Linked DNA regions of Homo sapiens: region 1 is linked to region 2. Evidence: chromatin contacts called from ENCODE Hi-C or POLR2A ChIA-PET data. All regions are on one chromosome and are shown on one strand. The core of a region is the stretch at or near the end of the contact, and the rest is flanking DNA. Distances in the headings are between cores, read along the strand shown. Region 1 overlaps NLRC5 (NLR family CARD domain containing 5). Region 2 overlaps NLRC5 (NLR family CARD domain containing 5).

What was found. Hi-C counts contacts between places; a loop is a spot of excess contacts on that map. ChIA-PET counts read pairs that join two places held with the same protein, here RNA polymerase II (POLR2A).
Region 1: a map of PC-9 shows a loop between it and region 2 (3-fold over the local background). The contact joins two enhancer-like sites. A Hi-C loop is called at or near these places in 2 of 168 maps with a recorded cell type or tissue (PC-9 and natural killer cell). POLR2A ChIA-PET finds 5 or more read pairs at or near these places in 10 of 52 experiments (A549, B cell, GM12878 and 7 more).

The regions. Positions count from the first base shown.
Region 1 is chr16:57,059,515-57,064,532 of GRCh38, forward strand. NLRC5 (NLR family CARD domain containing 5) reads left to right here. Exons shown (of 49, transcript NM_001384950.1): 30 at 1-18; 31 at 1,934-2,017; 32 at 2,104-2,187. Among named protein-coding and RNA genes, the nearest start is that of CPNE2, 31 kb to the right of the region's middle. RefSeq lists an enhancer at 1,828-3,027. Within about 2 kb of position 1,968, at least 22 of the 41 ENCODE cell types and tissues checked have a DNase peak (open chromatin) inside an H3K27ac peak, as active enhancers do.
Region 2 is chr16:57,026,572-57,031,634 of GRCh38, forward strand. It overlaps NLRC5 (NLR family CARD domain containing 5), which reads left to right. Exons shown (of 49, transcript NM_001384950.1): 6 at 1-447; 7 at 1,501-1,584; 8 at 1,731-1,814; 9 at 3,202-3,285; 10 at 3,424-3,513; 11 at 4,833-4,892. Among named protein-coding and RNA genes, the nearest start is that of NLRC5, 40 kb to the left of the region's middle. RefSeq lists an enhancer at 1-398. Within about 2 kb of position 1,725, at least 3 of the 41 ENCODE cell types and tissues checked have a DNase peak (open chromatin) inside an H3K27ac peak, as active enhancers do.

The sequences.
Region 1 (5,018 bases), core at 718-3,217, 33 kb after region 2:
GGCTGGGAAGACACTCAGGTAATCCCTGCAGGGTGATGGGACAGGGGACAGAGAGGGGAGAGGAGGCTGACCCTATGGCGGCCTCCATGGCCCCCTCTTCCCTGGGCCCTCTCCTCCTTTAGAGAGCAGCTTCAAGCTCACTGCCTGGGTCTGTTCCTCCAGATCTGCCCCCGATGCCCTGGTAACTCCAGTCTCAGCCAGGGCCTTGGCATTGAACTTGTGCCTCTTAGCCCACCATCCTAAGCCCAACTCAGCCCAACATTCTCTTCCTTGCCATGTCCTGACTACAGGCCTTGAGGCTTCTGAGTGTCACGGTTAAAGATTTTGAAGCCAACTGAAAATAAATCCCTGATCTGCCACTTACCAGCTATGTGGCCCTGGACAAGTAAAATGGGGATAATAACACAACCTACCCCTTAGGGTTATTGTGAGGATTAAATGAGTTAATAAGTATAAAGTGCCAGGAAAAGGTCTGGCTCATGGGAGTGCTGTCAGCAGTTATTGTAACTGTTATTATTATTATTATTATTATTATTATTATTATCATTATCATTACCCCTGGTAGCCCTGACTCACTGCCACGGCCAGTTCCTTTACATGTCTTACTTCAGCTGTGAACAGGGCCTCCAAACTGATCCCTGCATCTTATCAGGCCTCCTCCCCTCCATTCACTCCACAGCCCCCAGAGGGATCTTCACAACACACATCTGACAGTGCCCCTCTGCTACTCTGTGCCCCTCAGTGGCTCCCCATTAACCCCAGGGTGAAGTTCAAAGTCCCTAGCATCTTCTCCCTCACAGTCTGATCCAACTGTCACCTTCCACCATGTTCCTTCCCACCTCCCCCACACCACACACACGCCCTACACACCAACCCATATACCACAGATACACCAAGCACACCCAAACACACCACACAGCACGCAGCACACACAACACACGCACACCACACAGCACACACAACACACAAACGCACCACATACCATACACATACCACATACACACACATACACCACACACACCACACAATACACACACCCCACAAAAACAAACCCCCCACATACATACCTGGCACATTACAAATACAGCACACACACCACATAATACCTACAAATACCACATACACAACACACACACACACACACAGTTCAGCCATAACCTTCACTATTTGCTCCTAGATCAAGCCCTGCCTGAAGATTCTCTGCCTCTGCTCACACCGCACTCAGCTCAACATTCTCTTCCTTGCCTTTTCTGAGATAAAATTCTCCCAATCCTTTAACACCCAGCTCAAACATCAGCCCCTCCTGGAAGTATCCCAGCAGCCCTGCCTCATCAGAGTGAACTGCCCCGAGGTTCACTGGGCCCTTTCACTTGGCTGGGCCCGTCTGCTGGCCACCCAGGGCTGAGATGCCTGGACAGCAGAGCCCCACGGAGAATCCCAGGCACACCTCCCTCCCCAGGGAGCTCAGCCAGTGCTGGTCCGGGAGAGTAAGGCAGTGGTTAAGAGCTTGGGGTCTGCAGTCAGACTGACCTGGATGGAAACCAGATTCTGCCCTTCTTTCTTATCTGCTGTGTGTCCTTGGGTTAGTCAGTTTCCCCACCTCTAATTGGTGCTATGAGAATTAAAGGAGACCCTGCGGGTAAGGCAGGAAGTCCCATGCACCCAGAGGCTGGCACAGTGCCTGACCTAGAGTCAGCCTCCCTAAATAACTTACTCCTAATACTTTCTTACAGGGGGTGTGGGAGGTTCCTCCCCAAAGAGACAGGAAGCTCCCAGAGCAGGAGCTGCATATTTGGCCTCTCAGGCCCTGCTCCAGGCCTTTGCCCTCAGAGGTGGGATGCTCCCCCAATAGGCCCTCAGGGAGGCTGAGATGAAGCTGAGCAGCAGTGCCCACAGGCCTCACCCAGGCTCTGCCCTGGCTTTCTGCCCTCAGGCTAAGTGAGTGCAGCTTCCGGCCAGAGCACGTGTCCAGGCTGGCCACCGGCTTGAGCAAGTCCCTGCAGCTGACGGAGCTCACGTGAGTGACCCACCCAGCCCGTGAGGACAGCAGAGGGGTGGGGGCACCCTGCCAGAGCCACCTCAGTGACTGACCTCTGTCTCCAGGCTGACCCAGTGCTGCCTGGGCCAGAAGCAGCTGGCCATCCTCCTGAGCTTGGTGGGGCGACCCGCAGGGCTGTTCAGCCTCAGGTACCTCCTCCCCCGCTGCCTCCGGGAGGGGCCATGGCATGAATGGGAGCAGGGGTGGGCACTGGAGTAAGAGGCCCCCAGGATCATGGCCCCAGTCATTTCCTGTACCCACAACCCTGCCATCTGGACCCTGAGCAAACCCTGTCCATCTGTCCCAGAGACTCCACAAGGCACACAGAGAAACTGTCCTTCCCCACACTGGAGGCCTGTGCTTTGGGATTTAAGAAAAAAAGAAAGAAAGAAAGAAAGAAGGTTTCAGAGGATACTGAACTGAGGACAAAAATAAACTGAAACGAAGTTCTTGTCTGTCTGTTCACTATGATCATTTTAAAACACTCAGAAAAAGAAGATACCGAAGTAGAAAGAATAATTTTTTAAAACTCCTATTCCCAGAACCTAGGTTTGACAGTTGTTCATACTTTTTTTATATTTGCTTCTATTTTTATTTTTATTTCAGCTGAAGCGGTTTCAAGTAAGTTATAGACCTCATAATCCATCACTCCTAAATATTTCACCGTGAAGCTCCAAAAAATAAGGACATTTTTTTCAGTAATCACAGTTCCATCAGGACACCTAAGAAACTCAGTTAGCGATTCCTTAGTGTCGGGTACTACCTAGTCTAATCTAAAATGTCCCCATTGTCCCCCAGATAAGACAGCTGGCTTTTGGGATCCAGGATCTGTCACATCTGGTCTGCATTTGCACGGGATGGCGATGGTCTTCTGACTCTTCTAACCTGCGGCATCACTGCCCCCATCCCCTCACCACAGCTTTCTGTTTCATGTCAGTGTCTGTTGACAAAATCAGCAACTGTGTGTACTGCAGACTGTCCTGCTCCTGACTCTGGTGGCTTTCTCATGATGTCATGGCACGTGTTCCTCTAACCCCGACTTTCCTGGAAACTGGACGTTAGATCAAAAGGCTCCATGACATTCAGTTTCATGTTTGTGCCCAAAAAACTTACGTCACCGACAGAGCTGTGCACTTCTCATTGCAGCCTGTGACAAGGCACCTAAGAACTGACTGTTCCCCAAAATAACCTGTAAAAATTATTATAAAATACACATAACAAAATTTGCCATCTTAATCATTTCTAAGTGTACCATTCAGGAGTGTTAAGTACATCCACTTTTTTGTACGGCCAATCTCCGGAACTCTTTTCCTCTTGCAAAACTGAATCTCTATCCCCATTAAACAACACCCCATTTCCCCCCTACCCCAGCCCCTGGCAACCACCATTCTGCTTTCTGTCTCTATGAATTGGACTGCTCTAAATAGTTTATATGAGTGGAGTCATTTGTATTTGTCTGTATTTGTCTTTTTGTGACTGGCTCATTTCATTGGGCATAATGTCCTCTGGTTCATTCATGTTGCAGCGTGTGTCACTGTGTCAGACTTTCCTTCCTTTTTTTTTTTTTTTTTTTTTTTGAGACAGAGTCTCACTCTTGTCACCTGGGCTGGAGTGCACTGGCTCGATCTCAGCTCACTGCACCCTCCACCTCTTGGGTTCAAGCGATTCTCCTGCCTCAGCCTCCGGAGTAGCTGGGATTACAGGCGCCCGCCACCACACCCAGCTAATTTTTTTTTGTATTTTTGTAGAGACAGGGTTTCACCATGTTGGCGAGGCTGGTCTCGAACTCCTGACCTCAGATGATCTGCCCGTTTCGGCCTTCCAAAGTGCTGGGATTACAGGCATGAGCCACCACACCCAGCCCTTTCCTTTTTTAAGGCTGCATAATATTCCATTGTGTGGATGGACCACATTTTGTGTATCCACTTATCCATCAATTGACACTTGGGTTGTCCATTCAAGTGCCCAATTGACAGTCCCTGCTTTCTTTTTTTAAATATTATTTTATTTCAAAAACAATAGAGATGAGGTCTCACTGTTTTGCCCAGGATGATCTTGATCTCCTGAGCTCAAGTGATCCTCCCACCTCAGCCTCCCAAAGTGCTAGGCGTGAGCCACCATGCCCAGCCAGAAAGTCCCAGCTTTCAATTATTTTGGTTATATATCCAGAATTGCTAGAGCACCCAAAATAACTTTTTTTTTTTGAGACGGAGTCTCGCTCTGTTGCCCAGGTTGGAGTGCAGTGGTGCGATCTCGGCTCACTGCAAGCTCCGCCTCCTGGGTTCACGCCATTCTCCTGCCTCAGCCTCCAGAGTAGCTGGGACTACAGGTGCCCGCCACCACGCCTGACTAATGTTTTGTATTTTTAGTAGAGACGGGGTTTCACCATGTTAGCCAGGATGGTCTCGATCTCCTGACCTCGTGATCCCCCCACCTCAGCCTCCCAAAGTGCTGGGATTACAGGTGTGAGCCACTGCACCCAGCCAAAATAACATTTTCAAATAAAACTTTTCTTAGTCTAAAAATAATATTGGTTGGGGGAAGTGGCACACGCCTGTAATCCCAACACTTTGGGAGGCTGAGGTGGGCAGATTGTTTGAGCTCAGGCGTTCAAGACCAGCCTGGACAACATGGCAAAACCCCATATCTACAAAAAATAAAAATAAAAAAATAATATTTAATCATTGTTGAAATGTGCAGAAAATCCAGAAATACATAAAGAAAATAGTGCTTTAAAAATTCAGCATAACTTTAAAGCAGTAATATTTGACTTAATTCTCTTTTTTCCTACTTTCAAATTAATGCACATGCATTGTAGAAAGTTTAGAAAATATAGAAAATTAAAGAAGACATAAAATAAAAATCACTCATGAGAATTCTATCATCTTAAACAACCACCATGAACATTTAATATATTTTCCTATGTTTTCCACACATCTCTCTCCCTGTTTCTTTCCACACTTTTTTTCTCCAAATACTT
Region 2 (5,063 bases), core at 475-2,974:
CCATTCCCGCTGGGTACAGCGGACCAAAGCTAGACTGGGCCTCTCAGACCACCTCCCCACCTTCCTGGCGGGCCTGGCATCCTGCACCTGCCGCCCCTTCCTTAGCCACCTGGCGCAGGGCAATGAGGACTGTGTGGGTGCCAAGCAGGCTGCTGTAGTGCAGGTGTTGAAGAAGTTGGCCACCCGCAAGCTCACAGGGCCAAAGGTTGTAGAGCTGTGTCACTGTGTGGATGAGACACAGGAGCCTGAGCTGGCCAGTCTCACCGCACAAAGCCTCCCCTATCAACTGCCCTTCCACAATTTCCCACTGACCTGCACCGACCTGGCCACCCTGACCAACATCCTAGAGCACAGGGAGGCCCCCATCCACCTGGATTTTGATGGCTGTCCCCTGGAGCCCCACTGCCCTGAGGCTCTGGTAGGCTGTGGGCAGATAGAGAATCTCAGGTGAGTAAGAGTGGAGGAGGACCGGGGAGGGGATTGGGCTTTTGGGGGAGCAGAGGCCAACCAGTCTAGCAAACCTCTGCCAAGAGGACTGGATAAGAATCTTGAATATCAGAACATAATGGCCTGCAATGCAAGAGAGGAAGCTCCATACCTTGACAGGACCTCTGGAGTCCAAATGGATCCTCCTCTTGTCTGTGGTTTCTGGACTCTCAGTCTCTCTGTCAATCATGGGCTGAAACCACAGATCCAGGCTGTCTATAGAGGCTGGTGGACTTTGGGCAAGTATATGGAGCACACACATGCACACTGTCTAGGCCAGAGTTTCTTCGTTCCTAAAACGAATCTGTAACAATAGCCAACTCATATGGTCATTGCAAGAATGAGATGGGATGGTGCATGAAAAACATTTTGTAGCACAGTGCCTAGCACAGAGCAAAGGCTCAGTGTGCATATTAGCTAGAGAAAAGGCTAGGCTGCAGTAACAGAGAAACCTCCTCCCCAAATACAGTAGGTTAAATAATGTAGAATTTTATTTCTCTCTCATGGAAGAGTCAGAGGTAGGTGGTCCAGGTCAGTGGAATGGCTCAGCTCCACGCAGTCATGCAGGTACCCAGGTCCCTCCCATTTTGCTCCATTATCCCCTTGGGAATCCTATCTGCACAGTCAAAGCTACGTCATGGGTATATCTGTGCTCTGGCTTGGGAACAAGGAAAGAGCATGGAGGAACATGTCAATGCATTAAAGTTCAGTCCTGAAACTAGGATACATCCCTTCCACTCACATTCCATTGGTGAGAACATAGTCACCTGGCCACACTGAGCTGCAAGGGAGGCTGGGAAATGTGATCTCTGGCTGGGAAACCATGTTCCTCATGATAGCTCTATTGCTGTAGATGAAGTGGAGAATGGGCTTTGGTGGACGATTAGAAGTCTCGGCCATAATATGTATTTGTTAGTACTACTGTATTAAGCCCCATCTCTCTGAGGGGATGGCGATGACTTCTCAGCTCTGCCCAGCACTGATCCTCTGACACTTCGCTTCTTCTTATGGCAGCTTTAAGAGCAGGAAGTGTGGGGATGCCTTTGCAGAAGCCCTCTCCAGGAGCTTGCCGACAATGGGGAGGCTGCAGATGCTGGGGTGAGCCAGGCCTTGGAGCTGAGAAGGGTCTTCAGCTGGGGATGCCTGGTACTCTCCTCCCTCTCCTTAATCCTACACAAGGCAGATTCCTGGCCCCGCCCTTTTCCCCTCCTCGTTCCTCCCCACCATCTTTGCTTACTCTGTAGGTTAGCAGGAAGTAAAATCACTGCCCGAGGCATCAGCCACCTGGTGAAAGCTTTGCCTCTCTGTCCACAGCTGAAAGAAGTCAGGTGAGTGATCTCCAGGAGGGCTCACTGACTGGGGAGATGAGCCACTGCCCAGGTCCCAGAGTCCCCCTGGGGCCTGCATGTTCCTCCAAGTCTGACCAGTAGTTTTTCAGTGAGACCCAGAGAGGGAAGGCATCAGTCCAAGTACTCAGTAGGGCTGAGTCCAAACCCAAGGCTCCCAGAGTCCCCAGAGCAAGGCTTCCTTCATCTAATATTTTAGACTGTCTTGGAGGAGCATGAGTGTTAAGGCTCCCTCCCTCTTTCTGAAATCCCAGGAGAAGGGATAGCAGTGCGTAGGCAGGAATCAGGCACTGTGGGTACACATAACTACATGAAGCACCACACACCTTCACATTTGTTCACACATGTCTACACTTGCACAGAAGTACACAGGCATATGCAAGAATATGCACCCACACATGCCCACTCATAGGTGTGCACATGTATGCAGCGCACACATGCACCTTTAACTACATGTACACATTTTGATGCCAGCACACTCTAACTAACTAAGCTTGTATGCACAAATATACTCCTGCCCTGTGTCTGGGACTCAGTACCATGGGGAGGAGTGGGACCAGTGACCCTCCTCCCTGGCAGAACGCTGCTAGTTTATATGGCACCTTTATGACATTTAGAGAAGGCACCACTTCATCCACACAGATGCAGCCTGTCACTAAGGTTCAGCACTTGTTGAGTGAAAATAATAAGTTGGACCACAGTCCCTATTGTCGTCTCGGCTGGGCATCTGTGAACCGTGATTAAGCCAAGGTTCAGAAGTACTGAACTTGTTGACATTTTTCTTCCCTGGCTATTGAAAGTGACTTTAATTTTGTCTTTCATCACCCACCATTGTTCTTAATCACCCTCACTCCCCTCAACTCATCTGTCTCCCCAGCTAGGAACCCAGGCAAGGCTGGCTTGTGAACAGGTGGGGAAAGTGAGGTCAGAGAGGAATGCGCTTGGCTCAGGGCTCTGGGTGAGTCAGGGCCACAGCCGAGGCTGGAAGCGATGTCTGCAGCGTCCCAGTCTAGACTTTACTCATTGCCTGGGGGGCCTATCCCAGGCACATCCCAGGCATAAGCCCTGGGAGCAGGGTGCTAGGTCTCCTCATTGTGCCTCATGAAGAGGCCGTCAGTCTGTCTTCTAGATCCCTTGAGCCGCCAGGCAAAAACTTCCCCATAGGAACAGAATAGACCCAGAATTGAGGCCAGCAGAGGGTCTTTCCTCCTAGCCGTGCCTGCTGGAATCCGGCGAGCAGGCCATCAGCTCTTTCTGGGCCCCTGTCTTATGTCTCCCACATGAGGGTGGCCATCCTGTCACTTGCTAACTGGGGCTTGCAAGTGCCCCAACCCCAGGGCAAAGGGACTGGGCCTTGGTCTCCTCGCAGTTTTCGGGACAACCAGCTCAGTGACCAGGTGGTGCTGAACATTGTGGAGGTTCTCCCTCACCTACCACGGCTCCGGAAGCTTGAGTAAGTGATCTTTCCACTGCCTCTGCAGCCCAGTCCCTCTCTATACCTGATTCACCCCACTCCCTTGCAAGGCAAGGAAGGTCTGGGGCCCCTGGGGTAGGGGATTCCACTCCTGACACCTTTGCCACAATCTTGCAGCCTGAGCAGCAACAGCATCTGCGTGTCAACCCTACTCTGCTTGGCAAGGGTGGCAGTCACGTGTCCTACCGTCAGGATGCTTCAGGCCAGGTGAGCAGAAGGAAAGGGATCTTGGCCTTATGGGCCTTGAGAAAAGAGGAGGGGAAAGTGGGATGGGAAATGGAGGAGGCCCCTCGTCTGCAGGATAAATCTGTGCATACCCTACTGTTTTACTCACAGCTTTACCTTCAGAACCTAGCTCAGGCTTGGCACCTGGTACTTGGTATATATTGAATTAATGGATGGATGAAAAGATGGATGTATGGATGGATGGCTGAAAAGATGGATGGGTGGATGAAAAGATGGATGGATGAATGGATGGCTGAAAAGATGGATGGGTGGATGAAAAGATGGATGGATGGATGGATGGATGGATGGCTGAAAAGATGGATGGGTGGATGAAAAGATGGATGGATGGATGGATGGATGGATGAAAAGATGGATGGGTGGATGAAAAGATGGATGGATGGATGGATGGATGGAAAGATTGATGGGTGGATGAAAAGATGAATGGATGGATGGATAGATGAATGGATGGATGGATAGATGGCTAGCTGAAAAGATGGATAGGTGTGTGAAAAGATGGATGGATGGATGGATGGATGGATGGATGGATGGATGGATGGATGGATGAAGGAATGAGTCAACAAGTCTACGAAGCACAGGCATAGCCAAAGGAATAATTAGCTGTGTGTTGCCCTCCATGGTGCTGAACCAATATAGCCAGTTTTGATCATGGGGTAGGTTAGGTGTCATTTTTCTTACTCATAAAAATTTCTATTAAAAAAAATTCAGCCGGGCTCAGTGGCTCATGCCTGTAATTCCAACACTTTGGAAGGCCAAGGCAAGAGGATTACTTGAGCTCAGGAGTTCGAGACCAACCTGGGCAACATAGTCTCTACAAAAAATGAACAAAATTAATGGGGCATGGTGGTGCATGCCTGTGGTTCCAGCTATTTGGGAGGCTGAGGTGGGAAGATTGCTTGAGCCGTGGAGGTTGAGGCTGCAGTGAGGTGTGAACACACCACTGCACTCCAGCCTGAGTAGCAGAGTGAGATCTCCATCTCAAATTTAAAAAGAAAGGAAAAAAAAAAACTCACAACATTCTTAATTTTTATTATATTTCTTGTGAAAATTGTTTTTCTGACTTTTTAAAACACTCTTGCAGGATTCATCAAGCAAAGACATAATCAGTATTTCACATGCCTGATTTAAAACACTTTTGCTAGTTCCGTTATGTTTCCCTGTCAATTGCAAAATCAGCTTTATCTGGATGTTTGAACATTTGGGGCAGAAAAGGGTGTGCCTGTGGTGGGTGATGTGCTGGTTTCCAGTCTCTGGGTTTCATGGCTTGGTATCTGATCCTGCAGGGAGGCGGACCTCATCTTCCTTCTTTCCCCGCCCACAGAGACAACTGCAGAGCTACAAAGGTAAGAAGCCAAGAGGCGGTGGGCCTGGGGCCATCCTTAGAAGCAACTTGGGCTCAGGCAGTTGAGGGGAAAGGTGACCAAGAGACTAGGAAGAGCTGGGGTATGGGAATTCTTCCTGCTACTGCTGCACTGAGGAATGAATTACTGCTTAGGTTGGCAAAGGATTTTAAC